Regions from separate parts of the Homo sapiens genome. Here region 2 is linked to region 1. A link is a loop called in an ENCODE intact Hi-C map of the cell type or tissue named here. Cell type or tissue: mammary epithelial cell. All regions are shown on one strand. Links, peaks and the distances in the headings refer to the core of each region. The heading gives the core; the rest is flanking DNA. Region 1 has its middle 860 kb from the start of MIR924. Region 2 overlaps LOC105372076 (a long non-coding RNA gene).

The links. Peaks named below come from ENCODE experiments on the same cell type or tissue, not always from the same donor. Only the 100,000 strongest peaks of a DNase experiment are listed, where the experiment ranks them.
Region 2: a loop joins it to region 1, with 2.0 times the contacts of the local background. A loop is called at or near these places in 3 of 110 quality-filtered maps.

What each region holds. Positions count from the first base shown.
Region 1 is chr18:38,758,400-38,761,328 of GRCh38, forward strand. No RefSeq gene overlaps it. Among named protein-coding and RNA genes, the nearest start is that of MIR924, 860 kb to the right of the region's middle. In mammary epithelial cell, for the core only: no CTCF peak of the experiment used is centred there; a DNase peak (open chromatin) is centred at 1,282; H3K27ac peaks cover 831 bases.
Region 2 is chr18:38,694,584-38,697,512 of GRCh38, forward strand. It overlaps LOC105372076 (a long non-coding RNA gene), which reads right to left. Exons shown (of 4, transcript XR_935395.2): 4 at 403-860. Among named protein-coding and RNA genes, the nearest start is that of MIR924, 930 kb to the right of the region's middle. In mammary epithelial cell, for the core only: no CTCF peak of the experiment used is centred there; a DNase peak (open chromatin) is centred at 1,498.

The sequences.
Region 1 (2,929 bases), core at 142-2,641:
CCTAAATATTGCACAGAATAAGTAGAGAAAATCAGTACTGGAAAATGACTAGTAACAAAATTACTCAAGCAAGATGTTATATTTGAAAACTTTTAGCAAAGAATCTTTAATAGGTGGGAATTAAAAAATAAATCTTGTTTTGACAGTATTTAATAGGGAGAAATATTTTGGAGTATACAGAAAATTTATTTTTAAGACAATTTGACACAATATGGTTAAAAAAGATTTATTTTGTTGAAAAATAGAATTCTCTCTATATTATAGCTCTACATCCTATTACTTCCATTTGATATTGAAAAATGGAAAAAGATAACTCATATCTAAAGAAACATTGATTCCAATGGATTTTCGATTCAAATAAACAGTCTTTACTCAACAATGAAATTTATATAAAAAGAAGTATTTTTTTCTTTTCCCTCCTTTTATTTATACATCCATAATCAGGCAAGCCATAACACTGTCTAAACAACTGTATGCATTAACAAATAAACATAGATCAATAGCTAAATTTGACACACATGCACTGTTCTCTATGAAAACATCAATAGTCTAAAAGCTGAGTGGGCATAGCTGGAAAAATATGCTTTACAGACACAATGTTGGCAGAAGATTAAATAACCAGATGTCAGAGAGAAAAAAAAATTCAATGAAACTGAGCACATATTGGAAATGTACAGGTATTCTGTAGAGCTAAACTGTTCAGGATTAATAATAAGAAAATTATCTTCTAGCTGCAGTCATTCAATTACTGTGTGTGCAAATATTTTGGACTGGATGTTTTTTATTCAAATATATTATTATCTACATAAGAAGTCCTTTTGGGAGTCAAGGCAGAACTAGGATATGAGTTGCACAATGTGGTCCAATCTGAAAACAATATCTTAAGTTACTATAGAACCTTTCATAAGTGCAATCACAGATGACTTGTGTCATTCAAATCTATAGCACTGTGATGGAGCAATGAAAAAGGAATATATAACTTAGTAATGGGCTCAGACAGCTGAGAGAAGCCAAGTTTATGTAGAGCATTTGATTGAAAATAGATGAAATTTAAGAGTGTGTCAACTCAGCCAGTACCTACCCAAACCAAAAAGCAAATAAGCCATTTGCCATTTTATTATAAGGCAATATGGATGTGGATAGGGCAGTACACAAGGCACAGGGGCCATACAACATTTTTTATCATTTTCCAATGTTATTATCTGAAATAATTCATTGTAATTACACACAATAGAAGACACTATGTCTCCTATGAGTAATATTTTTAAAGGGATGACTCTTGGCTTACTAGCATGAGCAAATTGTCAGGAATGTCTACAGCAGGAGAAACTGACAATTTACCTTAGACAACTTTTAATTCACTTCTGAAAAAATTTGCTGTATTGTAAGTCTACAAGCATTGTCTCACATACATCCATAGTTTTATAATTCCTGAAATTGCTTGGCGTGCAGTCTCATTGTTTCTGTAATATTCATATATAGAGGAAGGGCACAAAATACATTAAAACTATTCACTTGCTTATGTAAATGTTACATGTCAGATTCTATCTAGAAAACAAGAGAATAAAGAGAGTAAATGGGCTGTGGGATGGGGTTTAGTATTGGAAGAAAGTACAAAACTGGAAGAGGAGATAGAATAGAGAGGTTATCTTCCCAGAGGTTATCAACCCAGAGAAAAACAAAACCCATCATTTAGAACAGAGATATTAAGACAAATACAAAGACTTCTGACCAGAGAATGGAAATTGGGGTGGATTTCCAGGAATGTATCAGGCAAAAGGCAAAGCAAGGTTTCAAAGTGACAAGTCACAGGTTTAAGAGTGGAGATTGAGACAAAATGAAAACATAACAACAATATCAAAAAATGAAGACAGAGGCCATTGGGATAAGAATGATGTAAAGGGGACCTATAAAGATTAGTTCACATAGGCTGGGCACGGTGGCTCATGCCTGTAATCCCAGCACTTTGGGAGGCCAAGATGGGTGGATCACCTGAGGTCAGGAGTTCGAGACCAGCCTGGGCAACATGGTGAAATCCCATCTCTACTAAAAATACAAAAATTAACTGGGCATGGTGGTGGACACCTGTAGTCCCAGCTACTCAGGAGGCTGAGGTAGGAGAATTGCTTGAACCTGGGAGGCGGAGGTTGCAGTGAGCTGAGATCATGCCACTGCACTCCTGCCATCTCAAAAAAGAAAAAAAAAAAAGATCAGTCCACATTAAAAAAAAAAAAGATTAGTCCACATAAAAGTGCATGCTCACTTTTCCTAAAGAATATTATGACCAAAACATAAAAAAAGATAGAAGATTGATTGATAGAAGTATTTATACATAAATCAATAAGAAAAAAAAGCACACCAACAAAATAAATTGATAAAGGACAGGGTCAGGTATACAACTCTCCAGTAAGCATATGTAATAATACCCAATCTTACTAGTAAGCAAAGAAATATTAAATCAACTATGCTTATTTTTAATTCATTAAGTTGGCTAAAATTAAAACAATAAAAAAGACACACCACAGAAAGACTGTTATGATACAGGCACTTTTTCTGTCAGTGTGATGCTTTAGGGTTTCTTAGGAGGAAAAGTCTAAACATTTTGCATTCCTATTAATGATTTCAAGAAATTCATTATACACAAATATATGGACTTACGCAAAGACTTAGCCAGATGTATTGATTTTAACACATACACACAAACATATACTAATATATAAATTATTTTTACATAGTTATCATAACATTTTTAAACTGAGATGTAGGTTTCTTTCCAAGGAATTGGTGTACTGACATCTGATCCCTGTCCTCTTCATTCTCTGTCAGGCTTATAAGGACATGGAATGAGAGATAGTTGAAGAATATGGCTGTTCCCTTAATCCAGCTACATGGACCAGGTCTGAGTGCGAGGAGAAAGTAGGCTGCAAAG
Region 2 (2,929 bases), core at 94-2,593, 64 kb before region 1:
CCCTTGCAATCTTTCCTTTCTCAGTCTTATACCTCTCCTAAGATACAGACTACACACAGACTTGCATGAAAGTTGTTTATACACTTTTGCTCTTTGCTTGATTATAAGTCATTTGAGAGAAAATACTGCCTTTTTCAGAATATTTACCATATGAGACTCTTAGCCAATCCCAGACAAATAAAATAAAACAGATTTTTCTTAGTAGACTTATCATTTAGTAGGGCCACATATTAAGCTGGCATGCTGTTCTATATGTCAGCCTTTTTCTATTGTGTGTATGCTTTTATACACACATCTACATATGTCTGTTTATATGATAGAAGGGTCGGGGCCTGGAGAAAAATATAATATTTATTTAATAATGCATCATTTAGGATGCTTTAAGATTCAGAATGCTGAAAATATGCCTTAAATTAGCTTACACAATAAAGAAAATGAAGTATCTCAATAATAGTTAAGCACTGAGGTCCATTACTAGGCTAATTCAGTGGCTTCATGATGACGTTTGAACGTGGGTTGCTTCTGCCTTTTAGTTCTATCTTTCTCTACATGTTGTCTTTGCCTTTGCCTAATGTCCTTCATTGATGCCCATGGCAATATCAGTTTAGGTGCCCTATACAGGAACATAACATTCAAAAGAGCAAGTATTTCTTCCTCATGTTCTTTGTGAAGTGAGGGAACCTTTCAAAGAAGCTCCCAGGAGACCACCCCTCACTTCTTCATTGGTCAGAGACAGTCCATTGGCAAACTCTAAATTAGTCTCTGGCAAAAAACATTAGGACTCCAAGTTGCTTAAATTATTGAGAATTATCCAAGTCACATTGGAGAGGATTGGGCACTCCAGAGAAATGTAGTTTTGCCTGCAAGGAAGAAAAAAGCAATGGTGATAATGTCTGATATAATAATAATAATAATAATAATAATAATAATAATAATAATAATGGTAACTAACATTTGTTGAGAGGTTACCCTATTTGAGGCACTGTGCTAAATAGGTAACTATAAAACGCACTTGATAAACATGGCAACTCTGCAACAGATACGCATTCTGAAACTAACACAATTGAATAGACATGTCCAAGGTTACATAGATAATAAATGACAAAGAGGAGAGTAGAGATTTAAAGTGATGACTGTCTGTCTTCAGAGCAATTACTCGTTCTGGTGTTCCACAGTGAAGTCTATGAATGAGCATATGCTTTTGAAGCCTGTGAGTTTGGATAGAGATGTGTTTTGTTAGTTCAGTGAACTCTTTGCTGGAACCACCATGGCCACTTCCTTTAACATGTAATAGGCTAATCTAAACATAGTACTTGCTGACTGTAAATTTTCTTGTAATTGGAATATAAAAGCTGGTTTCAAATCTCTCTTTCAGCCTTTCCATTAATGATCTGTTTTAGAGTCACTCAAAATCTGAATTTCTTTTCAATTAGACTGACTTAGAGGAGGCTAGAAGCTGGGCATAGTGGATGATTCAATCAGTCTAAGGCAGGGACTTGTGAAATTTGACCGTGACTCATTTCTTCTCCTTAAAGACAAATATTACTAAGAAATAGCAAAGCTGTATCCTCAGACAGTTCTTTGCAAGTTGCCAAAGGCAGCTTCCACTGAATTACCCATCACTGGAGCTTCAAACTGGCGCTCAGATCTCATTTTAAGAGGAGACAATCATTATATGTGAGTGTTATTTTTATAATCGCCAAACTCATATGGTTTCATAAAGCATTTGGGAGAGTTTCAAGCTGAACATCCCTCTACATCCCTCCCTTCAAATCCAAATGCCAAGGTTACTCTACTGTTCCTGCCTAGCCACAGCCTCTCCAGTCACTCAGCAGTTAAGAACAAACCTTCCCTACATGTTGACAACCTCATTGCTTCTATGTTTAAGTCCTCTAGCAACTCCAGGTTTTATGTAAAGATCCAAAGCAGTTCTTGACTCCACACTGACACATTGTTGTACAGCTGTTTAATGTGAGGGGTGATGGGGGGTGGAATTAGTGATTATCTAAACCCCAAAAGCACTGAGGGGTTCCTTACCAGGATTGCTGCTGAGGATGAGGATTCTCTTCCAGTTATTGTCAACTACAGTGTCCGGCAAATGGCCGACCCATAATAGGTGTTCTGAATAAATCTTTTCTAATTTGCCTTAATTTACCTTTTACTTAGTTTAGCTGTCTCCACCTCAGTCTAAGAATATATTCTGAGGTAGAAACATACAGCAGTATGAACAGGGAGGGCGTCATGAGTAGATTAGATACATTCAACACTGCTAGAGCAGAAATGGCCTGTAAATGTTTATTTACCAATCATCTTCTATGCGACAAAATTTTACTCATTTTTTCTTGTGTAATTCTTTTCTCCTTTATTTTTTGCTCATATCTAATGTATTTTTGGCCCAGTGACAGACATTGCCCCCTATTCAGACGGGGAACTACTAAATATTCTTAAAATGCAAGCATCCCTGCTAAATATCTACCCTGCTTTACTCAACCGAAATGCTGAAAGACGCAAGACTACATCCATCAGCTTCTTAGATGCACTGACAAAATAAAAAATTCAACATATTCACAGGCCTCCATCTACTCTTTTTTGTGATTCTGTGGCCTCAAGCTGCTTACTGCAAATTAGATTTTGCCTTAATATGCTAACATTAAATAAGGGAATTGGGCGCTAAATAATTAAGTTGTGAGAACTAAAAAACTAAAGCAATCTATTAATACAATATGAACATCCCTTGATTATATTTGCAGAGTGAATTTACCTGATTTAAATGGTGAATTAAAAGTGAAAGTTAAATTGAAATTTAGAAGAAAATGTGATAATAAACCACCACCATTCTTTTTTATTTTTATTATTTTTCCATTTTGCCTTTTCAGATATTAGAGCCTCCACTTGGTCATACTACTCACATAAAGGCACATCTTGATCA